Linked DNA regions of Homo sapiens: region 1 is linked to region 2. The links are chromatin loops, found by intact Hi-C in ENCODE. Cell type or tissue: chondrocyte. All regions are shown on one strand. Links, peaks and the distances in the headings refer to the core of each region. The heading gives the core; the rest is flanking DNA. Region 1 overlaps RALGAPA2 (Ral GTPase activating protein catalytic subunit alpha 2). Region 2 overlaps SLC24A3 (solute carrier family 24 member 3).

Region 1 (16,798 bases), core at 5,437-13,436, 870 kb before region 2:
TGTTCATAGTAATACTGAGGAAACTCATACAGGCATCTCAGAAACTCCTAAAGAAGTCAGCGTACCTTGATAATTTTATGGAGGATGTTGCCTAGGATTTTATCATTGAGGCATGAATTTTTCTGAGTGTAAAGCAGTACTGAAGCAGATTTTCTATGTGGGATTCTTTCATAAGTAAGGGCATATTCGTTGGCAGGTTGAAAAGAGGTGCAGGTGATGATGAGGTATCTGTCTACATGTACTTGGAGTGGTTACTCAAGCAAATCTCCAGTGTGATTGGGATGCTGGGGACCAATCTCTGTTTTGGATAGCTACATTTTTGGAGTGAAGGTTTAACCAGCGATGAAACAAAGCTGTAAATTATCTAATCCCCTTACTTTTTTTTTCTCCTCAAGGGATTGAAAAATGCCATGACATCCTTTATGAGAAAAATAAATGCCATATTATGCTTCTTGTTCACTTGGGGGCTCATGTTGATTCATAAGCATTTATTGATGCTTCAGCATACCTTTTCAGACTAACAGATGCCTGATATTGTACTTACTTTACAGAATTAGGATGATGAGTCTTTCTTCCGAGGTTTTATAAAAGTCAGAGAACCCAGAAGGCCCATAATTAGGTTTTTTGCACTCTGCCTTTCAGGCACAGTGTGTAGGAATTCCAGTTTGGATGATATTTGCACATTTTGATGTGTCTCCTGAGTTGAGTATATGATACTCTTGTGGGAACTACAGGTGTGTTTTCCTCTAAGAAGGAACAGTGCTTCTGTGTTTGGGAAGGCCTTTCCAAGACACCATGTGCCATCATTATTACATCTTTTTTTATGTGTGTCTTGGGATCTTTCCATCACTAATTTAATAAGCATAGCTTATTATAGTGAGCAGCCATTTTTGGACCTGCCCTCCTTTTCAGTTTCATTTTTTTCTTGCCTTTTGTTGCCCTTGTCATTCCTCTACTTGAGTTCCTCAGATCCAGAGATTGTGCTTCAGTTTCTTTGATTAGGCCTTAAAAATGCCAACAACATATACACTCGAGATGACACTCAGTGGGGACTGATAATTGCCTAGAAATCAGTCCGGCTTTATTTGTATGGGGTGAAGAAGAGAACTTTGGGAATAATTATGTTAATAAATTAACACAATGTGTTCTATTCAAAAATTAGGAAAAGAATAACAGAATAACATACATGTTAATAAAAAAGGAACTAATAAAGCTGAGAGCATACATGCATGTACTAGAAAGCAAATAATAGTTAGAAGACAACTAAAAATTGTTCTTTGAAAACACTAATAAAAATAGACAAACAGGCAAGACTGATCAAGAAAAAATGTTGGAGGTGAAAAGGGAACAACTACGAAACCAATATAAATTTTTAAAATAATACAGTATGCTATTCAAATAGATCTATAAAAATAAAGGATAATTTCTAGCTTTACTAAACCTTCATGTAAAAGAGAAACTTTACCTTTTTCATCCCATTCCGTAGAAAGAGAAACTCACTTCTGTTATCTACCTTATGTTACCTTGAAACAAACCACACAAGGTCAGTATGAAAAAAACATAATTAGAGACCATCTCACTTATAAACATATAAGCAAAAAATTCTAAATAAAGCAATAATAAATGAGATTGAAGAATGTTGGAAAAATATCATACATCAGGGCTAAGAGAAGTTCATTCCAGGAATGCAAAAGAAAAGCCTATGAGAAAGATATCCAATAGATTCCAATTGAGGAACAATCTATAAAGCCAGTACTCCTTAAAAACCATGAAGGTCATCAAAAACAAAGTTTTAAGAAAACTCACAGTCAAAAGGAGGCTATGGAGACATGACAGCTATTTGTTATGTGATATCCTGGATGAGATCCTGGAACAGAAAAAAGAATTACCTAAAAACTAAGGAAATCTCAATGAAGTGTAGACTTTATAATAATCTTTTAGTATTGGTTTGTTGTAATAAATATTCCATTCGAATATAAGATGTTAATAGTGGAGAAATTAGATACGGAGTATATGGAAACTATATTATTGTCACAATTTTTTATAAATCCAAAATTGTTCTTAAAAAATAAATTTTATTTTAAAAAGACTAATTCAGGAAAAAATTACCAAATATAAATGCATTAAAGCCAACAACAAAAATTATAAAATAAGTGGCTTTTAAAAATAAGCAAGAGAAATGAGTAACAAAGACATAAATTATAATAATGCATATTATTAAAGACAGTAGAGTGAACAAACACAAATAGCCCCACTTATTCTCCAAACCGTACTTAAGCCACATTGAAAGGATTTATATTAAATAAGACATAAATCCACAAGGACAAAGATGGCAGGAGAAAGACAGTAGCAACCAACTTCTTGAAGTTGCAGAACAGGTGGCCTGTGGTAAATTAATTGGCAGACCTGAGAATATTAAATCCTGTGTCAGTAATAGGGGAAGCCAAGAAACAACCTGACTTAAATTAATGCGGGTTCTCTAAAAGGGTTAGAAAATTTCCCATACCAGGTAGCTACAAAAGTAGGAGGTGATGATGGGGCTAAAAACAGGAAGACTGTAAGTCTGTTTAAGAACTAGTTAGAGCTCTGTTGCCACTGGCCACTGCTTTTTCACCCTAGAAAATGGTGAAAGTAAATTAGGCGGGTTCTGGCTTGGAGTCACCAACACGTCTGAGTGCAGAGATGCTGTCTTGAAAACAGAGGGATTAAAGGAGAGTTTTCATACTCTTTGAGCAGGAAGAGAGTCTTTTGAATTCCAGGAAAAAAAAAAAAAACAAACTCAACATACATATATCTGAGGTTCTTCAGGAACACAGTGAAACTGACCAAAGACCATGCCTGCTTATGGTTTCTGCTTCAGTTCAGTCCTGAGCATGTAGAGCTGTCAAATATGTTGTTGGAGAAATGAGTTTAAACTTGAGGAAAGAAATCTAGGCCAGAAATGGGCATGTAGAGCTGTGAGTATATGGATGGCATTCAAATATGTCTGGCAGTAAATCTGTATGAGATTAAGAGGGGCATGAGTATAGATAGAGAAGACAAAAGCTCCAGGGCTCTTCAGTGTCCACAGTCTGTGAGATGAAGAAGCACCAGCAAAAGAAGACCAGGTGAGAGTCATACCTGGGGGTCAAATGGTTGAAGCATTTCAGAAAGGAGACATGATTACCTGAATCAAATGCTGCTGAGGACTGGACATTGAGCACTACATTAAACAACATGGAAGTCTTTGGTGGCCTACTCAAGCACCATGCCAGTGGAGAAGAGGGATAGAACACATGGGGGCTGAGGCTATGACACATGAGAACAGAGACTGAACTTTGTGCAAAGGCTGCAGGTTGGAGATGTGGAATCCAGAATTTAAAAACTGAGCTGCGAGAGATTAGAGGAATGTGCTTGGTCATGGAAGCAAATAGAGATAGAATTGTCTAAAAAGGGCCTGAGAAGAAGCGTTAAATGCTGCAATGAAGTCAAAAGGATGAAGAGTGAGAAAATACAATGTGCAGTTAAAATGCTTGCCTCTGTTGATTATTACATACATACTATGAAATAAATTTTTTTGTTATAATACATCATTCTTTAAGTGGTGCCTGTGTGTCTTTGGCTGCTTTTCTGTTTACTCTAAAAATTCAAAGGCTTATTTTAGGAAGCTGGAGACGTACTCAAATCAGTCTTCTAGCCTTTACTCATACTAAAGCAACAGGTATCCAAAGAACAAAATTCTATAACTTAATCGGTAAAATTAGATATACATGTAAATCATTAAATTCTTCATTAACTATTTGTTTCAATGCACAGTTTCATATTTCATAATTAAATATATATTACAAAGACATTCTATGCCTTGAACTTGTTAGCACACTCCTATCTCACAGCCTTTGCTCTAGCTCTTCTCCCTAACTGACTCTTCCCCACAGAGCTGCACAGCCCATTTGCACATTGTCTTCAAGTTCGAGTCACATATCACTGCATGCTTAAAATCTTTAGTCACTGGAGAACTGCAAATGAAAACCTCAGTGAGATACTGCTGCATGCCTATAAGAATGGTTAAAATTTTAAAAACCAACAGTATCAAGTTCTAGCAAGGATGTAGAACAAGTGGAACTCTCTCATACTTTGCTTGCAGGAGTGCAAACCGTAACAGCACTTTGGACAACAGTTTGACAGTTTCTTTCTTCAGTTTAATGTTTATTAAGCATACACTTATGACCGGACCCAGGAATCTCACTCCTAGATATTTACTTAAGAGAAATGTAAACATGTTAACACAAAAGCTTGTACATGAATGTTTATAGCAACTGTATTCATAATTGCCAAAAAACAGGAACAAATCTAAATATCTACAGGTGAATGGATAAACTATGACACATCTGTAAAATAGAATATTAATCAGTAATAAGAAGAGACAACTGATACCCACAACTGTACAGATGAATCTCAAATGCATTTTGCTGAGTGAAAGAAACCAGACAGGCTACAAACTGTAGAATTTCATTCATGTGACATTCTGGAAAAGGCAAAACTATAGGAACAGAGAACAAAGCAGTAGTTGCAAGAGGCTGAGAATAGAGGAAGGGGACCAATTATGAAGGGGCACTTTTTGGAGTGATGAGATCCTCCATATTTCAATTATGGTGGCAGTTTATGGCAACAGTTGCATGAACGTATACATTCCTTAAAACTCCTTAAACCTGAAAGGGATGGAAATTTCTTGTATGCACATTTCACCCCCATGAACCTGACCTAACAACAACCACCGCAGATGTTACTCCAGCATTGAGGCTTCCCTGGCCACCCATTTCCATGGCACTGTTTCCCACCCATCCTGCTCAAGGGTCTCCCTCTTCCTCTCCCCTGATCTATAAAACCCATCACAGGGTCTCCAGGAACTGTTATGTCATGTCTTAGCTTGTTGCTCTTTTAGTTTGAAGAATCAAAATCATTTGACCTTTCTTCCTTGATCCTGCTTTTCTCTCCTTTTAAATTCTCAGCTGTTTCACATTTTTTGCCTTAATTATTTTACTTTGAATACCTAAGGTAATTTGCCTTAAAGAAAAAAGGTATGATGAAATCAAGATTGTTTACAGGGTTAACAGACATGTTTTTCTGCATAGATAGCAGCGAGTGCCTCACAGATGACTGTAGTATAATCGCCGGGGGGAGCCTCACTGGTTGGCACCCAGACTCTGCTGCTGTGTTATGGCGAAGGGTCTTGGGGATCCTCGGAGATGTGAATAACATCCAGTCACCCAAGATCCATGCCAGAGTTTTCTGCTATCTCTATGAACTCTGGTACAAACTAGCAAAGGTAAGTTCTGCTATGTTACTTTTTATTCTAATCCAGGAAAATGGTCTTATCATTTAATGTAAAAACTGTGTTTCAGTTAACTACTGAACATATTCCGAAACACAAATGGTACATTTAGACAAAGTCCATTTGATTATCAAAGAATAATCATATATAACATGACTATTTTATAAATGCAAAAGTTATTTCATTTAGTGCAAAAGTAGAATATTGCTATAGGATATTAAATACAGGATGTTAAGTCATTCTAGTTACTCTCTTTATAAAAGTGATATTGGTTGTATTGTATACAATTTGAAAAATGTAGAAAAATACAAAGAAGAAAATTAACATCAGTATTCATAGAAATAGCCAATATTAATATATAGTCTTCTTTCTTTTTATGAAAGTAGAATCTTAGAGTACATACAAGTTTTTTTTTTTTTTTTGAAATGGAGTCTTGCTTGCCCTGTCGCCCAGGCTGGAGTGCAGTGGCGCCATCTTGGCTCACTGCAACCCTCTGCCTCCTGGGTTCAAGCAATTCTCCTGCTTTAGCCTCCTGAGTAGTACATACAATTTTTATTCTGATTTTTGTTTGGGTTCTGACATTCACATGTATTAAATTTTTTTTTCAAAAACATGGTTCATGTTTGTTCAGTATAACTCATTAAAATGTTACTTATCGTTTGGAATTCAGGACCTCCCCAGCCATTAACGTTCAAGGAAAAACAATGCCTTTGTTTTGTATATAAATCTAAAACCACATACAGTAAGCCAAACATGTAATTCAAAAGGATAATTTCACAATAAAAGAGAAACTTGTAAATATTACAGGTTTTCACTTATAGAAATTAACTGAAAGCAGCTATATGGTCACAGAAGACTGTTGAAATACTGTTGGGATAAACGTAATGTTACCTACCCTAAAATTCTCCTCTTTGTGAATTAGATACGGGATAATCTAGCAATAAGCCTGGATAACCAGTCTTCTCCATCTCCTCCAGTTTTGATCCCACCACTCAGAATGTTTGCATCATGGCTGTTTAAGGCAAGTGGATATGTGTTTATTCCTTTATTGCGATTTCCTCTTCCTTTCTGAAATTGAGTTTGAAAAATGTAATTGCCCAAGACTGCATGTTTTGAAGACAGGCTGGGTCTTACTAAAGTAACTGCATCCCACATGTCCATAAACAACTCTTAAGGAAAACTGAGAAGTAAATGAAATGTTGAAATACTCTGCACCTGGGCTTGATTTAATCTGGAAACATCATCTCCTTGACAGGCGGCGACACTGCCAAATGAATATAAGGAAGGCAAACTACAAGCCTACAGGCTGATCTGTGCCATGATGACCAGACGCCAGGACGTTCTGCCAAACTCAGATTTCCTGGTGCATTTTTACCTTGTGATGCACCTGGGATTAACCAGCGAGGATCAGGTATTCTGCGACTCCTTTATTGTGATTGCCCATTAATTGGAAATAGCATATCACTCTTTAAAGACATTAGTAATATTTATGAAAATACATCAGAAGTGTTGAATTTCTCAGTAGTTTCAACTCTTTTACACACAGCAAGCACAATGGTCTTTCAAAAATGTAAATCAGGTTTCACATCCCTGCTTCTTCTCCCCACTGACTTTGCATTTGCATTGTGCCAACCAAATTTTAATTTTATTCTATGGCCTCTATGATCTAACCTCTGCCTGTGTTGTCAACCTCAAAATACTATTATAACCACTTTTTGTTTGGGTTCTGCATTAAATATGGTTTGAAGAAAGTGGTACTGATCATTTAAAAATGTTTGAAAATTGTTGTTTTAGTAGTTAGGATGTTTTTGTGAAAGACTTTACCTGTAAGATAGAAGATGAGTCCAGACATTTCTTGATAAGGAGTTATTTTAATTTCTCCCAATGCAATTTAAGTTTGGTTCAAGTTCGAACAGAAAGGCCCAAGGAGCCACTAGCTACCTCTTCCTCCTTGTAGGCCCTAGGTTTGGGAGATAGGGTGTGGCCAGACCCTGACCTTCCTCCCTTGGGAAGACTTCTGCCAGTTGAGGGAGATTACGGATAGGGACACATGGATTCTTGACTTGATTTGGGATATCAAGCAGGCAAGTGATGTGATTGATTTATGCTTCACAGAGATTCTGGACTGCATTTGGAAGATGGATTTGAAAATGTGATAGTAGGATAGAATCAGAGATTGGCCTGTAGATGGAGAACAATTAGGAAGTGTTTAATACAGATTTTAAAAAAATGATAAGAACTAAGCCGGTAGCATTGGGGATGGAAAGAAAGGAATAGAAAAGATTCAATAAATTTTAAGACATTTCATTTTATTACTAGGTTTTCTTAACCAATATAGAGGTATAGGGAGTGTTTGAGATTTACCCTTTAAATTGTAAATACTTATTAATGAACTTGAATCATTTATTAACTATCAAGTAACTGTCCTTTCTGCATTTTTTGTATTCGTTGAAGGTATGATGCAGACACACAGACCTTTTGATACCTCAGGGTACATGTAAGAAGTTATTCTCCTGATAAGCAAACTTTTTTTGTTGCTTTAGAATGTACTTGAATTTAAATAGTTTGCAGTATGTATTTCCCAATACTTACTTTGAGCTTTAAAAATCATTGAACTCTTATATGAAATAATAACCATACTGTCCTAGTGAGTAGTCTGTCATATTCATTGTGATTTTAGCAGTGTATAGAGGACATCCATGTAGCAGGCTGGCTTAGTCCCATAATCTCATTTATTTCCTAGATAAATGTAGAAATAGGAACACAAAGTAGAATTGTTTGTACTCCCTGCTCAAATATTTTACAGGCATCATTGCAAGTGGAAGCATCTTTTACAGAATGATGCAACTCAGGGTATGTGGAGGATTATGGGGTATAGAAAAGACAATTAACTCTCAGATAATAATGAACTCCTTCAGTGAAAGAAACAAAAGAGGAAGGTTTACTTAACAATACCCTACTTTAAAGAAGCCTTATGCTAATATTTTGCAGGAAAAAAAATTTACTTGGAAATAATAATCAACTATAGATCCTTCTCATTTTATAAAAACAAGTAAGTTAGCAGTAAACAATGTTCCTTAGAATGAATTTTTTAGAAAGTCACATAAATGAGTTTAGAATTGTCTTTCTATTTTAAGATGTGTTGATGTGGAAATGAAACAGTAAAATGAGATGAAATAAGAGTATATTATATAACATTTGAGAACCTGAAAAAAATTATTTTATAAATCATTTTCAAGAAATACAATTTTATAGTATAGACAAAAGAATTTCCAAATTTTGTGCTTAAAATTGTTTTTACATCTTAATGCATGTTATGTTTTTAATTAAGTTAAGGCTCAATATCTTTTATAGTTCATAGTGGAATACATAAATCTTAAAAGATGGTCCAATGCTAACAGTAATCCCAACATTCAGACTTCTAAGATGAAATGAGGATATCATAAATCTCTATTTAAAATCAGCCTATTATTTAGGCTTAGTTAGAAGCTTGAATTTTTATGTGAGTTTAATAGAGTTGACTGTTTTCTTTAACCTTAACAATTATTGTTATATATTTTAGAAGCGCTGACTGTCTGCCAAACAGAATTACTCTAAGTAAACTTTATTCCTTTGCCAGATGAAAATTACGCAGAAGACCTAATGAAAGAAACTTTTTTTCATTTAAGTTAAGAAATGTCTCTGGTAATTAGTTTAACTTTTGATCCACACGTCTAAATAGATCATAGTGGTTGTTTCAGAACTTATGTAATTCTGGAAACACATGTTATATTAATTATAAAAAGAAAAGAAAGCATTTATGGTAGAGAATACAGTTAAATTCAATTTTTTAATTAACAAACTATGTACCTGTGACTGGTACCATCTCAGGGCTTCTTTCTATTTTGTGAGAATTCTCAAAGGGCCACACTTTTATGTATCCTAGCAGCAAAAGGATTTATTTATGCAGAGAGAACCTTATGAAAGATGTCCTGTGTTTTTAAATAAATAATCATAAATAATTGTTTAAAATTGAACATTATCAGTTTTGTCTCACAAATAAAATCCAAGGTGGGTTTCTTCCTTTTGCCTCTGGGTGGCACACTTGTCTGCACGACGCAGCTTTGTGGTTCATGGGCCTTTGAACATTATGCTTTGTATGGCTTGGTTGTTTCATGAAGTTCTTTCTTAAATCTGAAGGTATCAAAATTATGTCAGTAGTGACCAATAAAGTGTTGAATTAAATAAGTTATAAGATGCTAAAAAGTATTTTCAAACATAATGATGTTCATAGTAATTGAAGACATTTTTTAGTTTAAAAAACAATTTGTAAAGTAGATGTCTCATGAGTTGTGTTCTCTGGCAATCCTGGAAAGTTATAGTTTCATCTAATATGATAGCAAATTTATTATGTAAACAGACATGACCATTTGTATCTTAAAAAATAATAATACATATACCAAACAGCCAGAAAAATGTAGTGCATTCCAAAGCAACTGTTTTTAGTATTTTTAACCAGTTTTGGTTATCCTAATAACTTATGTAATACTAACACAATGAATTTATCAAGTAGTATTTCCCCCGGTACATATGTAACATGGGTTCGTGGTTGATTGGTGTGATCGAAAACATGGTTTGAAATGGCTTTATTTTTTCCTTGACAATGAATTTTTTTTAAAAATTGATGTTAGTGGTTTACAAAATAATTAGGATTATAAACAGTTCCAAAATAACTATAAATTATGAAGAAAATTTGGCGTGACTTTCAGGGCTACCCGGCCTGCCTGTGAAGGAGTCTCCCAGTACGCTTCCCTCTGCTCAGCTGCTTTGTGTCTGAGGGTGGGCTGGTGATGGTGCTTAGGAGTATTTATTTCTTCAGCACTCACAGTGCTGGACTCTGTGCTGGGGACTGCATGATGTTGTACTATTGAATCTTCTCTGCAATTCAATTCAATAAATACCATGGCCTATTTTATTTTATTTTATTTTATTTTATTTTATTTTATTTTATTTTATTTTATTTTATTTTATTATTGCTTTTTTTTTTAGAGATGGGGTATCGCTCCATTGCCCAGGCTGGAGCGCAGTGACACAATCATAGCTCACTGGGCTCAAGCAGTCCTCCCGTCTTGGCCTCCCAAAATGCTGGGATTACAGGTGTGAGCCATAGTACCCAGGCCCCTGAGGCCCATTTTATAAATAATGAAACTTCAAAAAAATATCTAAAACTTTTGCCCAGTGCCACAGGCTAAAAAGCCTGTTAGAATTCACATACAGGCTTGGCTTATTCCACCAGGTATGTTTTCTTTTATTGATTCACAGCAAGCGTATTGGTCCAACAGCCTTGATGTTGTTTCTCCCTTCCGTTTTATTTTGCCTGGGCTCTGCCCTTGGTCCTACTCCACTTCAGAATCCTCCTTATTAAACTACCCTGCCCCAACCTGGAAAGACCTTTCCACAGTTGCCTTCTCAGTTCTTCATCATCCTTCAGTTTCTCTTCTAAAGCTGTTTCTTGTTGTTCTCAGTTTTTCCTAACACTTAAGCAGCTTTTTCACATCAGAATTCCCCAAAATAGTTTGACATGAAAGAACCTATGATTTGGATTTATTAAAAACAGTTTTTATTAATTTCATGATTATTTAAAACAGATGGAAAGATCAATATGTGTGAAATGGAAAAGGACAGTTGAGGAAAGGAATTTTATTTTCATGTTTGTAAGAACATGTATCAGAGACTGGAAGGTTTTCTTTGCTTAAAATAAGTGAGCTATTTTTTAACAATGACTTACAGATTTAATGTCTTAATGTAATTTGTCTGTTATACATCAAAGTTAAATTCTCTTTTAAATGCAAAGCCTACATTAATGTAAAATTATTGTTGCAAATATGCATATAGACATTTTGGGAAATGTGGGTCTTTGTCATTTTCATCTATAATATTGTGTTTTATAATGCACCAAAAAAGCATGAGGCCTCTCTCCAATGCAGAAGTGTTTGTTGTTCTGCCCTGAAGTAACATATTTGGATCATAACAGCATAAAGTTAAGATCTAGTGTAATAGAGTGTGATAAAGTGTATTGGTTAAGAGCATGGACCTCAAGTCAGCTTGTCTGATTTCCTGTCTTGGCTTTGTTACTTATTAGCCAAATCATTTGGGTTTGCTGTGCTCTGGCTCCCTTATCTATCGAATGAGGATAATAATAGTGCCTACCTCAGAGGGTTGTTTGAAGACTTGAAAGAGGTAAAAACATGTAATGCATTCAGTCTGGATCATGGATATGATCCCTTAGTAAGCATGAGCTCTTGTAATAATATTAAGGGTAAGGAGAAGAACAGCAACACCATCATTTATTTCTGATATCTTAAAGTGTTGATTTTTTTTCTTTCTCCATATACATTTTCTTACTTTGAACATAATGATTTGACTAAAAAACATAACTAGGCATTGTGGAATTTTACAACGTGTGGAGAAATAACCACTCCCTGTGCTGTAGACAGACATACCGATTGATACATTTGTTTTACCCATGTATGCTTATGATCCAGAAATGCTTCTTTTGTGTCCATGGCTATCGGCTCACTTTCCCTCACTTTTCACCCCACCCAATGAGCCTCTGTACAAGGAAAGCTAGAAAGCTGAACACTGCATGTCCCAGACTCCTTGCAGCTGGGTTGGCATTGACCCAGGTTCTGTCCAGCAGAGACACCAGCCAACATGGCACTTGAAGGTAGATGTGGGGAGTGGTGGGCAGCAGCACAGGGGGATCTGGGTCCTCCTGTCATGGAGGTTCTGCTCCGGCACCACCATCACTGTTGAGATGAGCAGACAGTGGGCTCTGCTGGAACAGCCTTGTGATGTGGCTGGGTGTTCCTGCTTACCAGCTTTTTCCTGGCTGTGGAGATTTGTGATTGGTTCCCTGGCACTTCTAGACATTCTCCAGACCATCTAACACCCTCATAGAAGTCTCTTTCTTCTTAATCTCAAAACAGTGGATTCTCTTGCCTGCAAGTAAGACCCTGGCTCAGCCAGTAACTGCTCTGCAAAGTGCTGTGCTGGTCACTGGCAATACATGATCAACACTGGTTCATATTTCAGTTGCTGAATGCACTTGAGCATTAATTTAATTTTTGTATTTTTAAAATTTTAGCCACTTATTTTGTAGGCAATAATATTTAGCTTGTAGGAACATTTTGCTTTCATTTAACTCCACATTTTTATGAACGTTTTGTCACATCAATGTTAAAAAAAACCATAATTTTAAACATCATATATAGAGCAGTATTCTATCACAGAAGTCAAAGTAGTTCATGATTTTCTTAACGGGTGTTACAACCCCCTCTCATGAGGTATATGATGGAATAATATAATAATAAACAGTCGTTTGTAAAAAGATCCCATGAGGCCCCTCAGTGAGCATTAAGACTCAGCAGTGAGCTTTGAAAGCAAGGTGCAGGGGTGATACTTGTAAATTGGCCATACCTGACTCTTTTAATAACCCCAGACAGCCTGTATCATGCAGTCATATGTAATAATTGCATCACCTTTTCTCAGACAAAGAATTGTTCTTTGCTGAAAATTTAGACTTGTTACTATGGAACCATATATGTTAGATAAACATAAATTTCAAAGTATATTTAAGGTGAAACATAAGTGAGTATTCAGTTCCAGGAAAGGTAAAGAATTAGGATGGCAAATTGGAGGCCTTGTTTATCTCAAATCCCTGGAAATAATTTTAATACATGTCTCTAAAGTGCTCATTCTGTACAGCAAGTGATTTTACCAAGGTTTTAATTTATAGGATTTTAACTCAACACTAGCAGATAAAGTACTTATTTGTGAATTTAAAGATCTAACTGATGTTCCGAGGATGAAATAATAACTTTGATGTGTATCAGTAGAGGAACTTTAGACCTTTAGAAGGCTAACTTTGTTAAAGCTTCATTTAAAAACAGTTTAAAAAAAACTATAGGTTTATACAACAAGTAAAAATAGGACTAATGTGGGGCCTTATTCCTAAGGTTTCTAAGAATTGGAAAATGTACTTCCAAGAATTCAGGATATAAGATGGCTTCAGAATATATTGACTTTCAAGAATAACATATGACTCTCATGGATGGCAGGCCTGATACTGGGAACTAAAATACCTTAGAGCTAGACTCAGCTTTGTCACTCACTGGCCATGGGGCCCTCACCTATCCACAAGTAGTCAAGTGAATGAATTGGGCTAGAGAGCCTCTCAGACCCTTTCCCATTAAGCATTCTTAGATCCTCTGATTTATTTTTAGGCACTTTATTATTAGGGTCACATCACTCCTTCCTAAATGTGGCACAAAGTTCAATGATCTTTTTATGTTGAATATTTTTTCCTGCCATGGTAAAGACCTAGTCAGGTTATGAGAGTGTGAGATGCATAAACAAGTATCTGTACTAACCATCAACTTGTGCAGAAGACCAAATAAGTAGTGATATACATGTTATGAAAATTGAACTGTTGAATATCCTTTTAGCTAAGTTGATTTGAAAGCAGCTCACAAAGGAGAGGGGATTTAGCAGGACTTTCAAGAATGGATAGGATTTAAATAGCAGGACAAGAAGCATGATGGAGTTTCACATCAAAGATACAGAACTTTTCAGGCTGTGTTCAGGAACAATGACTAGAGTGGCTTTGATTTAATGCCAGATATATGCGTAGAAATAATATATGGTCATGAATCCAGGCAGCACTGTAGAGAGCCTTGATTCAAAGTAGTTTTCATCCCATGGACAGTGGGGAGCTGTTGAAGGTTTTTGAGCATGATACTCCACATGACCACAAGAGCATTTTAAGAAGCTTAAACCACAGTGATAAAGTGGGGGTGAATTATAATCATGAAAGAATGATGACAACAAACACAGAAAGGAAATTATTATAATAGCCCAGGGGCAAGGTAATGAGGGCTAACAAGGACTGAGGCACAGATGGGGTTTGTGTGTGTGTGTGTCTATGTGTATAATTCATTATATGTGTATATATTTTGTATATATATGCACATATGTGTTTTGTGCATGTGTGTGTGTGTGTGTTTGTCTGTGTGTGAGAAATATGTTGGAGAGGTAGGATGTAGTACTGATTGGTAAGCATCCTGAGAAAGTAGTGTCCTGGCACGATTCCCATTATCTGTCAAGGCAAATGTTGGTTCAGAAAGGCAAGAAGATGAATTGAGAAAAGGAAGACATGTGGGCATGATAGGATAAAGGGACTGTAAGTTTCGACTCATGTCTTGATGACCCTTCCTCACCTTGGACATTATAGCATAGGACAGGCCAAATGGGTGCATCCGAGGATACACCAAGGGGTGTCCCCAAAGAATTCTTGCCTGTTAGGAATTAGAAATGTGCAGGAAAGATTTCCAGGGACATTTTCTCTGTACTTAAGAGAACATATTTTCTAATTCTGTTGGAATTCAAGCAGTTGGTATGCAAATTGTAAATGTATTTATAATTATTAAAATGGGACATCTAAAGGGCTCTGTAATTGATGTTTTTGTTAGCCAAGACATATATTTGTTACTAATTATTTCTGAAAGTAATGTAGCACTTAAAAACAAGTCCTTTTATTTTTCTAAAAATACAACTTCTGACCTGAATTTACTTTACTCAAGTTAATGAAATATTATTGAATATAAGGGGAGTTTACTGTAGCAATAAACAAAACTTCCAAGTTTGACTTAGGTTTGATTGAAGGATAATATTTATAAGGACAGGTGAGAGATGACAGTCCTCTCCTGACATGTATTGTTAAGTTAATCATAATTCCTGTTTGTGCTTATTGTACAAATTCAGAGTGATAAAATACAGAAGCTGTCATATAATTAACGTTACACCATCAGGTAGCATCCACTGCCTTCCGAGTGTTTTCCACAAGGTTTTGTGGGAATGGACAAGCCACAGATTCATCAAAATTTATCAATGAAAGTTTTATTATAACTTTATTCAGCTATCAATCGCCATAAAGACTTCAGATAGATGACTGCACCAAAAATAAATGCGAGATATTTTTTCTTTTTTTTATAGCTGTAGAATCAATAATTATTTTCATTAATCTGTAGACAGAGCCCACTTGTACCTCAATGAGGAAAGTAAAAATATGTAGGAGGTAACAGATGGCAGAGGTTTCGGTTATGAGGTTTAACACATGTGCAGTGAACTTGTTTCACAGCTTTAAAAAGTGTAAGATGATAGCATGGAGGCTGATCCAGAGAGAAGAAAATCTACCTGACAGGCCAGAAACTACAGTTTTGTTTGGTTTCCTTTGTTGGATTTAAAGGTGTAAAGACTTTCTTTCAAGTAAATGTTATCAGACATGAATATGAATTATGTATATTTAGCCCAAAATCTTCCGGTATCTAATAAGACATGCTACGTGAAATAAAGCATAAAAATAGTATAGCAACTCTCAGTATATGTGGGAAAAGGAAAGATTTTGTTCTTAGTAAACTGTTACCGTGTGATATCGTGTATCAGTTGGCATACATTTTTCAGTTGAGAACATGTTCTTTTGCTCTGAGGTTTCTCTCTGGAAGGAGACTCTACTGTGGCCTGTCACAGAGCCCAGATCACCGGAATCTTTTTTAATAGAGTCACTGGAGTGCATTCTGTCTTTTCCCAGAGAGGGTAGATGCTCAGTAGATATATTGATTGATAGAAAATGGAAGAAAAAAAAAAAGACCTTCTTCTGAGACTGGCTATTCCAAATCTACACAGCATCATGGGGAAGAATGGGTAACCAAAGCAGCTGAGCTGAGCCACTTTGGTTGCAATTTTGGCTCCAACTATCAGTTTCAAGGCAGGCATTAACTTTCTACTGTGGTGAGCTAGTCAACTTTCATTACCCTAGAACAGTGATTCTTGAGGGGCAGGGGAATTTTGCCCCCTCCAGGGAACATTTGGCAATGTCTGGACACACTTTTGGTTGTCATAAAGTGCACTGTCATTTGGTGGGTGAAAGCCAGGGATGTTGTTAAATATCCTGTAGTGCACAGAAACACAACAAAGAATTTATGACCAAAAATGTCAGTACTGCTGAGGTTGAGAAACCTTGCCCTAAAGGAGTACTTCTGCAGATGACATTGTCCTAAGAAAAGAGCTAGGTAATATAAATTAAATGACACAACTCAGTAATCAAAGACAGTATGAAAGTCTCACTCTGTTAGCTTAACCAAGGGAATAAATGCATACAAAAATTTAACCAGGGAGATTAAGAGAGTCAATGTTTCAGGTTGAGTTAAATGAGTTTTCAAAAAGGGGGTACAATTTCATAATGGTTCAGCTTACTAAATTCTCTGTCTAAAAAAATCAGTTTAAGAAATAAAACATGGAACGTTCTGATTAATTCTGAAGTTAACATGAAAATTATCTGAGATGAATTTTGTCTGGAAGCCCAAAGTAGAAAGTTGTGTGGCCTGCATCTGCAAAGCCCAAGGCACTGTATGTATGAAAGGAGGCAGGAAGGGGGCTCAGGTTCCACTT
Region 2 (16,798 bases), core at 5,798-13,797:
TAATATAAATTATTTAACTGGGCTGACACATGGCAAAGATCTCAGGAGTTATTGATGTACAAAGGGATTGCTTGCTGCTGCAGTTGAAAAAATAAAATTTATTCTCTATTTAAACAAATAAAATGTCCTTCTATGTGTCAGATGGATACTGGTGCAGTGTGAGTGGCAGACATTAAGTGGATGAGGTCTTAAACTCAGATTCTAACAGCAGAGAGAGATGTGGTTAATAACTGTGAAACAAGGAAGAACGTGGATGGGCCAGCAGGGATGTGGAAAGAGATTATGTGCAGTGTGAGGATGTATTTGGGCAGAGCTTAGAAGGATTAGAAGATTTAGGATGTGGGGAGCATTTGGGGTTCTTCTCTTCATAGGGATTCTTCCCTTATTAAATGCCCTCTCAAGGAAGGAGAGCAACTACTTGAGTAGAATAAGGAGAATGCAGAATATTAAAGCATGCCACTAGGATCTGGGGCTGATTTTATGACCCTCACTCCCCGATTCAGTTCACCAGGTTGATCCTTCCCTGTTTCTTGTTCATTTACATTTTAGTCTTGACTCAAGATAAACTTTTCCAAATAGTGGAAGTTAGCATTACTTATGAAATGCAACATTCACAGCTTTAACCAAATCATGGCTTCCTAGTAGTTCCTAGGTTGTGATTATTACTGAAAAATAAGCTAACCAGAAATTTTTCCATTGAATTTTTAAAGCTCAAAATGAAATCTCCTTTTCAACAGACGGTGCTGAAACAACTATATATCTATGTGCCAAATAATAAAATTGAATCCCTACCTCACACCATATATCAAATGGAATCTCCTTGACTTCCCTGGAGTTCATAAACTGTTTATTGATTATATTACTGATTTTCTACTTTCAAAAGAGTGGTCTGCATTGGATGTTTGTATCCCCAGCATAAAATGATTTTTTTTTTTTTTGCACTTATTACAGAAACAGCAGCATTTGGATGGAAACACAACATGACACACCTTTCTCCAAAGTCTTCCTAACCAAGTCTCCCCCAAGAGGACTCTTGTGCATGTCATGGCTATTGATCATAATAAGCCAGAGTGGTTTCTTCTCCTGCATTTCCCCCTTGACTTCAAGGATAAAGTAGATCTTCAATTTCAAGACTTAATGTGGCCCTTGTATAATTCCAGCAGAATGACCAGAGTGATCCAATTATGTCATCTTCAGGTGAAAAACATGAATTTGGACCAAACATCCACTAAAGCCTGAATTTTTGTTTTCATGATGTCACCGTGTCAGTAGACATTGAGATCTGGAAAGAGTATACTTTCATAGCTCTGGGAATTACTGATAGAAGAATAATGTTTAATTTTTTTTGTTCTCTAAAGAGTATTGGGAAAATGTCAGAAGGGGAGGAAAGGAGGAGAGATCATTAGGAGAATGATTTATGGTGTGCTGAATCGAGTTGGAATTTCAGGCCTGATATCCATGTCTAGTCAGGAAGATTTCAAAGTTAGTAAGATAAACTGGTTTGCTTCTGGGGTGAGTTTTAGTTTTGTTTTGAAAGTTTTTGATTTCACCTTCTATGATTGTCCCCTTTAATCAAAGTAAAATAAGAAATAACATCATGGATCTGAAGGACATTGAAAGTTTCTCATTCTCTGCTCCTGCCTGTCCCTCCCTCACTGGAGAGTCATCCTGGTGAAAATATATTATTCAGGGATGAATTCTTCAGGTTGTTTAGAGCCCAGGTTTTTTTTTCTTCTTCTTTTTGATGTCTGTTTTTTAGCCATTGTCTTCTAGTCCTCAACAGAGGGACAAAAAGCAGTTAAAATTCAGATAGTTCTGATTTTTAATTCCTCATAACTTTGATAAGAGGTCAATGGGGAAGTGAAACAAGCTGAGGAGTAAACCAGATGGACTGCCAACGGGTTCATCAGACCCCTGCATGCAGCACTCTGAGTTGGGCTGAGGAGTATCTTCATTGGCATCCTTGTCACGTATGACTGAGTAGAGACAGAAAGCCACTAAATATTTTTTAAGGAAGTTAGGTTGTGTTAACTGCGAAGCTTTTGTTCAGACCATGATATGCAAGTTTGAGTTCAGAGCTGAACTTCTTGATAACAAGAGAAGACTGCATTACTGAAGGAACCAGTAATCTCCCATCTCCACCCTTTGCTCATGAAGCATTTATCTCATCTTGAAAATAAATGCTGAATTAATGTTTTTTTTTAATAAAAATATGTTTCGGGGGGCACCAAATTACGAGGTTATTCATGCCCTCGTGTCTCAGCCTGGACCTGAAGTGTCCCTCTAATTCATGAAAGGTAACTTTCACTGCTGGTGAAAGTGAATGCAAAGGCCATGGAAGAGCTAAACATGGATTCCCATTTATTCAACATGCTTTTCATGGCTTGAGTATGTGCCTGCCCCATACTGTGTGCCATGAAGAAGACAGACATGTGAAAGGCTCAATGTCAGCCCTCATGGGGCTTCCTGTGGTCAGGATATGAGGGTGTCATAAAGCTGTCCCAAAACTTCAGGAATGAATCTGGACAAATAACCATGTAAAAAATATTGTCATTCTGGAAAACAATCTTTTATATAACTTTTCTAACACTGAGAAAAATCATCTAAAGAAGAACTTGAAATGTTAACTTGAAAAGTATAGATTTAGGTAAAACTCTAAAACCTATAGGTTAATGTACAAAGATGTCTGTGGTGTCACTACTTACAACAGTGAAAGGTTTGAATCAACATAAGTGTCCAAGAGCAGCAGCATGATTAAGTACACTTTGGAATATACTGTAATAATAGGTCACCTTGAAGATGATGTTTCCAATGAGATTTTGAGGAAAAAACGTTTGATATAACAGGAAGTATAAAAAGCAATGTATAAAATTGCCTACATAGGATGATCTTTGCTATACAAAGTAACCTAGAGAAAGAAAAATATGCTGAAATGTTAACAATAGTTATCTATGGATTAGACTCTGGGTGATTGTCATTTAATCCTCTAGAGCTACAGGGTCCAACAGTCAGCCACAAGCCACATGTGGCTATATGAATTTCAGGCACAACACTAACCTAATTACCTGGATCCTTCTTGCATCCAAGTGGGTACATGTAACTTATGTGGACAGTGGGATGGGAACAGTTGGGACAGACACCACTTCCAGGCCTCATCAGAAAGTGATCTACACAATATTCCATGCCCTTGCCTTCTCTGCTTTCTGTGTAGCTATGGGAGAAGGACTTCAAGATGGTAGAACCACTGGATGGACTGTGCCACAAACCCTGAGTTTCTGCTTGGAAGAGACATGAGAGCTGCCAGGATGGGAACATCTGCAGTGGAATTTGAGTAAAAAACCAATCCCGTGTTGGGCTACTCCAGTGGAATTTTGGGGTTTTTGGTAATACAGTAGCTAGCAACACTTATTCTGAAAAATAAAACCATAATTTGACCTTCTCTGCGAAAGTTGTTGACACAGCAGGCCTGGTTATTTAATCCTTGCATACCTCCAGGAGAGTCCTGAACCATGGTTGACCTTTGGCCAACCCCTGTGAATGTGACCCTTGGGATGCTACAATTGATGACATTGGTTTGTACCCCAGAAGCGATAGGCCATGCTGTACCAATTTGTCACGATCATTTCCCAAACTTTATAATGTCTACCTGGTATCTATGCTGGGGTTCTGAGATTCAGGCATCATGGCTGTTCATGCAGCAGGAATGTGCCTACTTGACCAGCCCTCCCCAAAAGCCTCAGCCTCCAGTGGACTTCCCTGGATAGAGACATCTCATGCATGTTTCCTGCAAGGGAGAAAGCACTTCCTGTGTGACTCATTAGGGAAGGAATTAGAGGCCTGCAGCTGACCACGCTGGGCTTCTCCTGATGCATTTCATTTTCCAGCTCCTTTTATCCCATATCCTGTGCTATAATAAACCTTAGCCATGAATGTAATCTGTGAGTACTCCTGAAACCCTGAATTAGAGGATGGTCATAGGATGCCCAAAATAATTCCCACATAAGATATTTCTCCAGGAATATAGAGAACATATCATCCAAAATAAGCACATGCTTTCTGCACAGCCCTTATATATCTTACCATCTGTTACTACCATCTGTTGACATTCTATCCTAGACATCAAATTCTTGTGAATTTGGCTGATGTGAGTCAATTCATAAGAGCCTGACTGCAAAAGTCTCACCCTGTGGGCTGCAGAACTTAGAAGAGTTATTTGGAATTCTGTGACCCTCTCCCCCTCTCCCCGCCAGGGCGTTGCCCTTTCAGTGGCCAGCCTGGATGGCATCTCTCCAGTGTTTCTCTGACATGAATCACTTAGCCTGTAATAAGGTGAAGCAAGTCTAAGTACACTAAAGTAGGGGTTGGCAAGTTATGACCCATGGGCCAAATTTGGCCCACCAATTGTTTCTGCATAGTCCATGAGTGAAGAATGGTTTTTACATATTTAAATGGTTGGAACAAAAATCAAAAGAAGTGTTATATATCATGACATATAAAAATGATATAAAATTCAAACTTCGGTTTCTGTTAGGAAAGTTGTATTGAAACAGACATGCCCGTTTGGTTATTTATTGTCTATGGCCGTTTTTCTGCTACAGCAGCAAAGCTGAATAGCTGTATAAACATCCTCTGGCCCACAAAGCCTAAAATATTTAGTATTTGCCCCTCGACAGAAAAAGTTTGCTGGCCCCTGCTCTAAAGTCCTGAATGTCCCTGCAAGCCTGACTAGTAAGGCCTTTGACAAGGAGAATTTGTTTCCCCCTCAATATTACGATTTCTACACCCCTTTTTCCCCGAGACAAAGACCCTGTGGCCAAGGCTGTTAAAACACAGTCACGTAGCCCTGGATTTCAGGAGAAGTCCTGGAGAAAACCACTTACGTAGGATCCGTAATCCACAGCCAGGGTCTGCAGAGCCCAGGGGAGACCGAGGCCAATCAGGATGTCAAACACGTTGCTCCCAATGGAGTTGGACACAGCCATGTCCCCCATCCCTGCAGGGACAAGAGGTCACTTAAGAGAGGGAAGGGAACCCAGGGGCCCCACACAGGACTCTCCCAAGCCTTTAGTCTCACAGCCAGAGAGTGGTTCTGCAAGCTCACATATGTGCTTCTCTTTCAAGGCCATCACCCATGTGAAAGGATGACATGAATTATAAAACAGAGAAACACACGTTCTATTGAATGGTTGACCTTTACTTCAAATATCATCACTGATTGAATATAAGTGATTCAAAAAACCAAATACAGTGATAGGCTTTGTGTCTGTGTCCCCACAAAATCTCATGTGGATTGTAGTCCCCAGTGTTGGAGGTGAGGCTTGGCGGGAAGTGATTGGATTATGGGGGTGGTTTCTTATGAATGGTTTAACACCATCCCCCATTGGTACCGGCTTTGTGATAGTGAGTGAGATCTCGTGAGATCTGGTTATTTAAACATGTGTAGCACCTCCCCCCACCCTCTTGCTCCTGCTGTGTAAGACATGCCTGCTCCCCGTTCACCTTCCACCATGACTGGAAGTTTCCTGAGGCCTCCCCAGAAGCCGAGCAGATGCTGGCATGCTTCTTGTACAGCCTGCAGAACCATCAGCCAGTTAGAGCTCTTTTTTGATAAATTACTCAGCCTCAGGTATTTCTTTACAGCAATGTGAGACGCACTAATACAGATGGTTTCAAGGATTCTGGAGATTCTGAGACACCCTTATGGAAAGGAATAAACTCAACCATTCTAGAAAGTGACTCCCGAGCTCACACCTGCATACTGGGTCATCTTCCAACTGCCCTGTACTGTCTCCAGTCCTTCTTCGGAATAACTGAACAATAGTGTAGACAACAGTAGAGCTTCATGAGGATGTCTATGGGACACTGAGCTAAGTTTTGTAGCTCAACACACATTTGTTTGAAACAAATGCCCTCCAGCATAAATCAGGCAGATGCGTCAGAATGAGTGCTACAGAAGGGTGTGGCCATCTGGGGAATCTGTTTGGGAAGGTAAGCTGTGAGCCTGTGAGCTTGGCTTTGAAGGAGGGAAGGATCTGTCACACTCTGAAAACTGACCTCTGGGACCTGTCACTTAGAGGGCACTGCAGGTGGGTCAGCCTTAGGGATGAGGTTTGTCCTCTCTAAGCCTCAATTTTCTTGTCCATAAAATGGGGGTATGATTGTGCTTATTTCACAGAGCTGTTGTTTAAATCAAATAAGATAGTGCATCTATCATGTTTTACTCAGTAAAGGTTAGCTGTCAGTACATTTCCTACTACTTTGAATAATAGGAGGATGGTGATACAGCCTCCAGAAGGGGCTATGGGTGCTACCTAGGAAATGTCTTTGCTTTCCTCAAGGGTAGGACCTTCTGGATTATTTCTCTGTTCTTCTGAGCCCAGGAAACCTTTCAACCAACACGGCATCACCCTCCCTCCTTCCAAACCCTGTTAATTACCAGGTGGGTCCCCCAGGTAGAGAGGCCCGCCTGCCCGCCTGACTTCCTCCCTTCCTTCCTTCTTTCCTTCACTCCCTCCCTCCCTCTTTCCTTCTCTTCTCCCTCCCTTTCTCTTCTCCCTCCTGCCTTCCTTCCCTCCCTCCCTCCCTCCCTTCTTCCCTCCCTCTCCTCCTCCCTCCCTCCCTCCTTCCCCATTGCCACTGGAAGTCCCACCTTGTCTGGCCACAATGAGGCTGGCCATGCAGTCAGGCACGCTGGTCCCAGCAGCCAGGAAGGTGATCCCCATGATGACGTCAGGAATCCCCAGGGTGTAACCAATGATTGTGACCTAGAAGGAGCAGGAAGAGGTGGTCAGCTGAGGGTCACCTCAAGCCCCACCTGCCCATGATTCTTCTGATGGAGACTCACAACAGGCTATGGTCTGGGCTATCTCTGTGGGGTGCAATGTCTGCTCTCTGTATCAATACAGAGGGTGACAAACACTATGTGGATGCCGACCGGGGCTGCAGGTCAGGGGACGGTGCTGTAATAGGACCCAAACTTTCCAACAAAACATTGGCCTTTTCACTTGTTCTCTTCCGGTGAGGCGGGTGGTTTGAGAAGAGAAAATAGAATTTCTGGGAAAAAGGCAATATTGGGACAGAATATTTGAACTACGGGTGGCCCTGAGGCATCCAGAATGGATGGATGCTTTGCTTGGAATTTGAGCGTCCATGTCAGGGAGGATGCACAATGGGAATTTAGAAGAACTGCAAAGGGGCTGGATTTGACAGTATCCATACTTGTTAGAAAAGGCATAACTCTAAGGTTGGGCACGGTGGCTCAGGCCTGTAATCCTATCACTCTGGGAGGCCAAGTTGAGAGGATTGCTTAAGTTCAAAAGTTCTAGACCAGCGTGAGCAACATAGTGAGACCTTGTCTCCACAAAAAATTTTAAAAATTAGCTGGGCATGGTGGTGTATGTCTGTGGTCCCAGCTCCTTGAGAGGCTGAGGCAGGAGGATGGCTTGAGCCCAGGAGGTTCAGGCTGCGATGAGCTGTGATAGTGCCATTGTACTCCAGCCTCGGCAACACAGTGAGACCCTGTCTCACAAAAAAAAAAAAAAAAAAGAAAAGGAAAAAAAGGGGAAAGCCATAACTAGCATTTCCTTTTCTCTATTCCTTGAAGCTTGGTAGCAATTTGCTGTCCTTGTCAACATCTTCTTCACTATAATAGCTTCTGGGGACCATCATCTTAAGTGAAACAGCTCAGACACAGAAAGTCAAACTCCACATGTTCTCACTCATAAGTGGGTGCTACGTAATGTGTACACTTGGACATGGGGTGTGGAATGATAGGCAATGGAGTCTTGGAAGGATTGGGGGCAGAAATGTTGTGTTTCTACATCTCAATTTCCTCCCTGGAGACTGAAAAACAGGAAGGCCAGAGGCCACCTCAGTTTAAATTCAGCACGGAATGAAGTGGGGTGGGTGACGAGAAATTACTTAATGGGTACGATGAACATTATTTCAGTCATGGATACACTAAAGTCAGGACTTCGTCACTTCCATCACACAATATATCCATGTAACAAATTTACTTGTACCGCTTAAATTTATGCAAATATAGAAAAAGCAAATGCAAGCATGCTTAAAAAAACAAAAGCAGTTGATGAGGCAGATGATGAGGGAGCTGGTGGCAAAAAAAGAGGTAAGTGGAAAAAGAGACACATTCCCTGCATGTGGGCCCAAGGAGAAGATAACTCACAAGAGTTGAAACTGTCAGGTCATTTTAGGATGCCACTGGATCTCCCTCACTTGCCATAAAATTACAGGAAATGCAAAGCACATGTTGTAAGGAGCACATTCTTCTCACAGTTCCTCCTGGGCCAGCCCTTGAGAGACACCTACACCCGGAACCCTGACTTCACTCCAAAGGCCACAATCGCTCCTTCCCTGTTCAAAGATTGGGGGGATGTGAGTGAAATCCATAGAGATGCTTGCCTTGCCTCCTTTCAGACAGAGAATGCAGCTCATTTCTGTTCAGTACTGAGCAGAACTGAACAGAATTTAACCTGGGGTGGCCACAGGGCTTTCTGACTTCCGGTCTCCAGGGAGGAAAGTGAGCTGCAGAAACACACGCTGTTTCTATTTTGTCGCTCTGGATCAAATGGAGCTACCAGCGTCCTGGCCAAACCTTGTTTTTCCTTTTTAACCCTCAGCTCAGTCCCTGTAGGAACCTGGTTTGGCTCAGCCAGTCTTGGCCTCTGGTTCATCATTTTCATGATCATGTTTGTGGCTGGGTCTGGAGTTCAGGGGAGCAGACTGCTCAGGTGGCTGGGACCAGGTCTCCGGCTTCTCCTAGTTTTCTCCCTACTCCTGGGCATTGATTGGGACTTATTAGAACCTCCACTGGAGGAAAAGGAAGCAAACAGAAGGAAGTTGAACCTCAGATGAGTCAGGTCAGTTAGCCCGCTGGTTAGGGGGCTGCACAGAAAATCATGTAGCACCTTAAGGTCAGGGACAGCCAACACTGTCCCCCAAATCCAGATAGGAGGTGGCTCTTGGTGCATATGTCAGATGAAAACATTAGTGAATGCAGGATGAGGGAGAAACCCCTGGCTATAAAACTTGGGTTTTAAAAAAATGTTTGTGATATTGAGGAAAGAGATGATTATGAATTAGTTGTGTCAGGTTTACAAATTTGCAACCCATGTAGCAAAATTTTTCTGGGTATTTTTGTTCTTACCAAAATATCTTTTTCATAACCTTCTTTTTAGCTCTTGAGTTTAATTCTCCAGAATTTATATTACATTTCTATCCAACACTCAAGGCAAGATTAATTTGGATTTGCATCATTTTGCCATGCTTTTTAATTTCTGTCCAATCCTAATGATTTGGAATTTCTCCCCAGTTAAAAAGTATAGCCATAAATGGGTAATGCATTCTGGAAGGCTGGGTTTCCTAAAATGGCTTTGTTAAGGTCAAAGCCACTGAATCGATGTCAATCAACTAATATCAGTCAATGTCAATCAACCAATGTGAATCACTGAGTCATTATTTTAGCCTCAGAAGGGACCCTTGAGTGATCACCTCATACAATGCCTCATTGTCTGGCTGAAGAAACTAAGATGCCGATAGGGATTGATCATCATTTCCCAATTCTTTGTGCCTTTCCTCCATGTCCTTTGCCCTGTGACATGGCTGTTCTTCCCACTGGAGCAGGTGGAGTACACTTCCCCCATGCCATTGATGTGGGGCTTGGCCAGTAAAATGTGTGTGGACGTGATGGTAAGTCAGGGCCAGGCGAAGATCCTGGAGGCATTTCGTGTTTCCACGTACTCTCTTGCATTCTAATGATGCACTGTGAGAAGAGCATACCCCAGGTAGCTAGCCTCTGGTACAAAGAAAATGAGCAGACACGTGGAGTAGACATGGACCCCACCTGCTGCCTGAATCAAACATGACCACCCTGAAGCCTGAAGCAGAGCTGCATAGCAGGTCCCAGCTAAGATTAATGAATCCACAGTCAACATGAAGACGTGTGAGCAGGAGAATCGATGCCTGCAATTCTAAACTACTAAGTTTAGGAGTGGTTCGTTGTGCAGCTTATTGTAGCAATAGCTGACTAGTACAGTTATCGGCTGAAACCCTGACTCTTATTCCCTTCTTTATTCTCTAAAGAGATTTAACAGTGCCATGGGGTCCCGATTGCACTCACCATCCACACCATCATGTAGGAGAAGGCTGCGATCCACAGCGTGGAGGAAGCAAACGTCACCATGAACCATTTCTCCCAGCGCGGCTTGTTGCAGTTGGGTACAGTGAAGTATAAGACGAAACTCAGCGGCCAGGTGAACGCCCATTTCACTGTTTCCAGTTTACCCGCTGGAAAAATGAAAAAGGCCAAAAAGAAATAAAAAAAAAATAACAAAGAACCCCAGTTAGCTTTATTTCTTTGCTCTGCCAAGTGTCTGTACTGCTTTCCCCAGAATTAAACCTTATTATATTGCTCTTTTTCTAAAACATTCAAATGACTTTCCATCACCAACGAAACCTGACATGCAACACCAAACAGAATTAAAAAAAAAATTACCCACTGCCCACCTGCTGATTAGGTCTCCGAAATGAGAGGGTGAATCACTTCTTAGTAATACCAGGCTAGGGGGATGGTTTGGCAGATGGCCAGGTGGGAAAAGAGAGGAGGATACTCAGGTCAAAAAAGAGGTGGAATGTGTGTAGGTGCAGGGGGTCGAAATGGGGGTGGGGAGCTAGGAAGACCTCCAGTGGGCTTCTGTTTTCCACGTTTTCGCCCGATAATAAAGCGTCAGCGGACGCAGCGCCACCTGGTGGAATTTCTCAGCATCGTCGGTCAGCGCGCCGGAATCTTCAAAGAGGATTTGAAGGCTCTCCCTAGACCTGTATTACTAACCTGATTAACTGCTAATTCACCTCTAGAAATAAATATGCATACATATTTCCATGTATTCCTCAATGCAATCCAGATACACAGTGCCTCTACCTTCCAGAAAGTTTGCTGTGCCTCTTTCTAGTCAAACCCTCACCCTCTACCACCATAGATATTGTTTTTACTGTTCTCCAACTTCAAATAAAACCATATAGGATGTTTTCGTGCCTTCCTTCTTCTTTTCAACATAATGTGATTGAGATTCATTCATGTTGCGTGATCCATTCCTTTTAATTGCTGTGTAGTATTCCCTCCTATGAATGTGCTACGATTTGTTATCCATATGGCGGTGGGTGAGCATTTGTTTGTTGCCAGTTTGAGGGTATTACAAGCCAGGTGACTATGAACATTGTTGTACAAGTCTTTTTGTGGTCATGTTTCATCTCTCTTGGACGAAGACCCAGGAAAATTGCTGAGTCATAAGGTGGGTATTTATTTAACTTTATAAGAAACTGCCAGTTTTCCAAAATGATTGAACCATTTTATATTCCCACCAGAGTTAAGGAGGAATTTTTATATTATAACATTTGAACAGTAATTAAATGTTTAATAAAATGTATTTTATAATTTTAGACCAGTATCCAGTATTTGTTTCATATATCCTACCAATCTCCAAATAGTTTCTTAAAACTGCATAGATAGAAAAAGTATCTAACATTATTTCTGGCACCCTCTGGCCTCTCTTAAAGGGCCGAGGCACAGTGTCTATGGGAGGCAGAGGGGTTTCTCATTAGATGGTGCTGGGCTCCGGTCCCTGCTCTGTGGCTTATGAGTTGAAAGACTCAGTTAATTAAACTCTCTACACCTCAGTTTCTTCATCTGTGAAAATGTGTATACAGCAGCACCGAGCTCACAGAGTTGCTGGGAGAATTAAATGAGATGATATTAGGATGAGGGCTGGGACAACATGAGCTCACAAGTCGTTCCTGTCAAAATCCTGGGAGTCATTCTTGATCTTTCCCTTTCTTTTATCCCCCACAGCCAACCCTGGCAACCTGACAGGACATTCCCACCATCTCATCATCCCCACAGCCTCCGCTGGGGCCAGGTTCACCAAGGCCTGGCTGACAACCTGGCTTCCTACGGGGACTACTGCTCCAATGCCTATCCTACCTCCATCTGTTTGCTACCAGTAGCCAGAGGAAAGAGTCTCAAAAACCAAATTGTTCTAGAACCTTCCACTGGCCTCCACTGCCCTTAGAGTAAAATCAGGTCTCCCCACCATGGTCTGTAAGGCACTGCCTGATTTTGCCGCACCTGCCACTCTCCCTGCTCACATACTCCCTGGTCTTGGCTAACTTTCTGTCCTCAGACACTCCAAGCCTTTTCCTGCCTCAAGGACTTTGCCCTCGCAGGTCTTCTGCCTGGATCTTCTCATGGCAGAATCTGCCCTGTCACGCAGGCCACTTCACTGCTCGAATGTCACTGAGCCCTCAGATAAATCTAAATATAACTCTCATCATCTCACTCCAGCTTTTCTATTTGTTTCATAGCAAATATTTTTATTTGTTTCATGCGAATATTTCCTGTCTTAAACCATCAGGGTTGTTTCTTAATTTATTTTCAGTCTCCCTCAAATTAGAATAAAGTCTATGAGAACAGGGGTCTTCTCACTTGTTTAGCACCTGATTGAAAGGCAGGGATAGTGCAGGGCTTATATTGCATTTTCAGTAAATATCAGTAACAGTAGTAGTAATAATGTTATTATGAACAATCTAATCAGACAGACCAAAGAAAATTACTTGGTTTTGAGAATCTAAGGCTATCCAATTTACAAGTACAGAGTAAAGCAAACAAACAAAAAAAATAGTAAGAAAAGAGAAGTGTTTTCCTATTAGCTGCTATGAGTCTTGTTAGATTTAAGCTTTGGAGATGGTCAAGTGAATGATGAGAACATAGAGACTGTGCTTGCTTTGTAAATCAAGAAGCCTGGCTGAGAGTTGTTTGGAGAGGGGCTTCCAGATGCTGCAGAATCCAGGATATGGCCAGCTCTTTGGATCCCAAATGCATCCTGGAATTTGGCACATTCCTAAATCCCGCAATGTGCTGATAAGGCATTTACCCATGTGGAACCTCCTAGAATCCCCTCAACGGCCTTCCATATGGCTGATGCCCTCAAACGGACAGAGTAACTCGGTTTAGTTTAAAATACACACCCAATCAAAGATTACGAAGAAACACAGGAAGAGGAAGAGAAATGATCCCAACTTGGCTCTTTCACATTCTTCAGAAAATAAAAAAAAAGAGGGAAGAAAAAAATGAAGTCAGAATTTACGAGTGCAAGAGCTTGGAAAATGATATTGATTAGACAAAGTTGTAAGAAGTGTAAGTTAGTGCCAGTGAATTTTGAGTTTTTATCAACTGCTTTAAAAATTTCTGACTGGACACTGGGAGGGCATTATATCTGGAAAACATCATTTTCAATGACATATATGCTTTCTTTAAGTTATTGCCCCTTTGTAACAACAGAACCTTAAAAGCAGAAATTCAATGAGCATTATCTGAATCATATATTTAAATGTAATGCAGCAAATATAACAAATATAAAGGTGTTTTTTAAAAATGATTTTGAGGAACAAAGGCAGTCAAATAAAGATCACCCACATTTTAGCTGGTCTTAATTTTCCTTTTTTTTTTTTTTTTTTTTTGAGACAGAGTCTCACTCTTTTGTCCAGGCTGGAGTGCAGTGGTGCAATCTCAGCTCACTGCAACCTTTGCCTCCCAGGTTCAAGTGATTCTCCTGCCTCAGCCTCCTGAGTAGCTAGGATTACAGGCGTGTGCCACCATGCCTGGCTAACTTTTGTATTTTTAGTAGAGATGGGGTTTTGCCATGTTGGCCAGGCTGGTCTCCAACTCCTGAACTCAGGTGATCCGCATCCTCCCTTTGCATCCCAAAGTTCTGGGATTACAGGCATGAGCCACCACGCCCAGCCCTTAATTTCCATTTCTGAATAAAGGGTTTAAAAAGGTTTCCTTTCCTCTTTGAGTCAACAACATTTCTGGACATTTTTCCATCTTCTGCTCTATTACCATTGGGTCAAAATAGAGCAACAAGGGGGATAGGTTTATTCTTCATTCATTCATTTAATAAATATCTGTGAATGTCCTCTATGCCATTTTGTGCCAGGCACTGCTGCAGGTCCTGGGGGTACAGCAATGAATTAAGAGAAAAAACTTCCCTGACCATGGACCTGATGTGTTGGTGATTACCTGATTTCACAAAAGTCAGCCAGCAACTGAGAGCTGAAGCCAGGGGCCGGAGCTGGCCCGTAAGCATGATAGTATCCCTTTGAGTTGGACTTGGCTTTAACAAGCAAAAGGATTTGTTTCTAAATTATGTTCCTCAGTCAGCTTTGAAGAAAGCTGAATTCTATCAAAGAGAGAAAAAGTTATTGCACAGTATTTTAGACCTAGACCTAAACATATACATTTGTTCCGATAATATCGGCAATAAAAATGTACACTGTTTTAAAGTAAAAAATACAGAAAAAACATAATTTTGCTTTGGAAAAACCTACTTATATTTTGGTGTATTTCCTTCTAGTTTTTCTTTCCCATGGAAATGTGTTTACCTACATACACATGAAAAGGTTTCTTTTGCTGTCTGTCAACAATAAGGCTTTCTTCACCCAAGAGATAACAATAGCTGCACGTTTATATGTATGTATGTGCATATACCAAGTGTAGATGTATATGTGTATATTGTGTGTATATAACCTATAATATAGTATATACATATATAAACATAAATATGTTAATATCTGCACATATATTATACATGCATACAATATATTAAGTGTACACAGTATACATGTGCATGTTAACACTATGTTATATCAATCTTAAATTGCACACTGTACATATATGTACATATATGAACTCACAACAGTATTCACATACTCCTAAATAATTACTTTCTTGGTAATCATCATACCCATTATAGTCAAGTCCTGAGAGAAGAAAGCACTGTGGCTGGGTGCCAGAAACAGGGTACTCATGCCTTGCAGAATGACTATGAGAGAGAAAAATGTCCTCATCATGTGGACGGATCTTTTTCAGTCCACAGGAACTTGACTTGATAGGAACCCATCTGGGGCTCCCAGAACTGACTCCCTGGCTTCTCAATGCCCTCTGCTGGCCGGAAGCACCCGACAGGCTTCTCACCCATAAGCAGAGGCCTGCCTGCCCCAGGAAGCGGGCCTGGCTGGACATTCAGTCCCCTTGCCTTAAAATGGAGTTCCTAATTCTGGGCCTGGGATTCCTTAGCAGCTGGTGGAGGGGAAGAGACAGTTGTAACTGGGGGAGCCCACTCTTTTCAAAGGCAGACCCGGGCTCTGAATCAGGCTTTCCCGCATCTTAGAAGAACTGGGAAGATTGCTGAGTGCCTCTAGGTCTCTAGCCTCTCCGTGCTCCAAGTGTGGCACACAGACCAGCAGCGTCAGTGTCACAGGATGGGGGGCAGCCGGTTCTTGATTAGCAATGCAGACTCGGGCCTCACCCTAGACCTCCTGAATCAGAACGTGCATTTCATTAAGGAAGCCCTGGTGAGAAGGGCTGCTAGAGAAGAACTTGGAATTCTGCTTTCTATCTTGGCAGCTGGGAGCCCTTGAATGACATGGAGACCCCACGGGATGGTACGACCACACAGAGTATCGTCTCTTCTCTCCTGTCTGTGCTTCAGGAAGGACACAGGAGGGGATGTGGGGTTCCTGAGCCTCAGGTGAAGCATCTGTTGGGGGTGAGATGCCTGCAGCCATGTCTCCTCATACACAGGAGCCCAGAAGGTGTGGCTGGAAGGTCTGAGGCCTCCATCATCTGCAACCTAATCACAGTGAGACAGAGGGTGGCGAGCACGAGTTTCAAAGACCTTGAAACCCCACAGTTAGCTCTCATCCAGGAGAGAAATACGGAACCAGGGATCTGAAAGGGGTGCTTGGTCCCAATCAGTAACGAGGCCCAGGCACTGGGCCAGACTTGGTCTCATCTCACACACACATCTTTCATTGTCCCCTGGAGGGGTGCACTTGGGGATTCTGGGCTCCCAAGATGCTAACATAGAACTTGGTCACTTACAGAACTTCCACTGGCTCGACTGTTTAATTAGTGAAAGATTTTAGCGAAATAAGCATTACTGGAGCTTGGTTATGGCCAGCTAATGGCGGACTCTGAAAACAGGGGTTGAGTAAGTGGAATTCTAGACACAGGTCCCTAAGATTCTCAGGGTCTGTGAGTGGGATGAGCTATCAGCCTCGTGATTCTGCTGTGTTGTATGGCACAGTTGACCTTTAGGTAGAGAGATTGTGCAGGTGCCTGATCTAGCTGCAAAGAGTCCTCAAAAGCAAAAGGGGAGCCAGAGAGATTAGGAATGATGGCGGGAAGAGCTCCACACATCCAGGTGAAGGTGGAGGGGCTCTGTGGCTTTTAGGAACAGTGGGACATCCCCAGCTGACAGCCATCAAGGACCTGCACAGCCGCAATGAACCGGTGCCTGGTAATGATTTCTCCCAGAGCCTCTGCAAAGGAATGTAGCCCTGGCTACACCTTCATTACGGCCTGTGAGACAGAATCCAGCAGGACTTCTGACCTACAGAACTGTAAGCTAATCAGAGGGTCTTGTTTTGAGCTGCAAAATATGTGGCATTTTGTTATGCAGCAACAGAAAATGAATGGAAGGGTTTACAAGGGAGGAAAGGAGTGTTTTGCCATTTAATCCTTAAGATGTTTTTGTCTTGGTTGATAGGAAAGGTTGCCAAGAAATATATCTGATGGTGGCAAAATGGATAAAGAACGAGTGTACATTTTTTCTATGAAGATAATGTACTAACAAGTAATGATTTAGCTTTGGGTGGGAGGTAAGGGACCTGGGGGAATAGGAATCTGGATGAATATTTTCTGATAAGTTCTTGAAGAGGCTGA

What was found. A loop is a pair of places that touch in the nucleus more often than their neighbours do. Peaks named below come from ENCODE experiments on the same cell type or tissue, not always from the same donor. Only the 100,000 strongest peaks of a DNase experiment are listed, where the experiment ranks them.
Region 1: it touches region 2 in a loop (6-fold over the local background); 3 of 110 quality-filtered maps call a loop at or near these places.

What each region holds. Positions count from the first base shown.
Region 1 is chr20:20,561,382-20,578,179 of GRCh38, reverse strand. RALGAPA2 (Ral GTPase activating protein catalytic subunit alpha 2) reads left to right here. Exons shown (of 40, transcript NM_020343.4): 21 at 5,112-5,305; 22 at 6,234-6,332; 23 at 6,567-6,722. Among named protein-coding and RNA genes, the nearest start is that of RALGAPA2, 140 kb to the left of the region's middle. In chondrocyte, for the core only: CTCF peaks have their summits at 9,157 and 9,379 (motif pointing right); no DNase peak of the experiment used is centred there.
Region 2 is chr20:19,686,763-19,703,560 of GRCh38, reverse strand. SLC24A3 (solute carrier family 24 member 3) reads right to left here. Exons shown (of 17, transcript NM_020689.4): 13 at 10,136-10,302; 14 at 6,650-6,764; 15 at 4,881-4,993. Among named protein-coding and RNA genes, the nearest start is that of RIN2, 63 kb to the left of the region's middle. In chondrocyte, for the core only: CTCF peaks have their summits at 10,558 and 10,759 (motif pointing left); no DNase peak of the experiment used is centred there.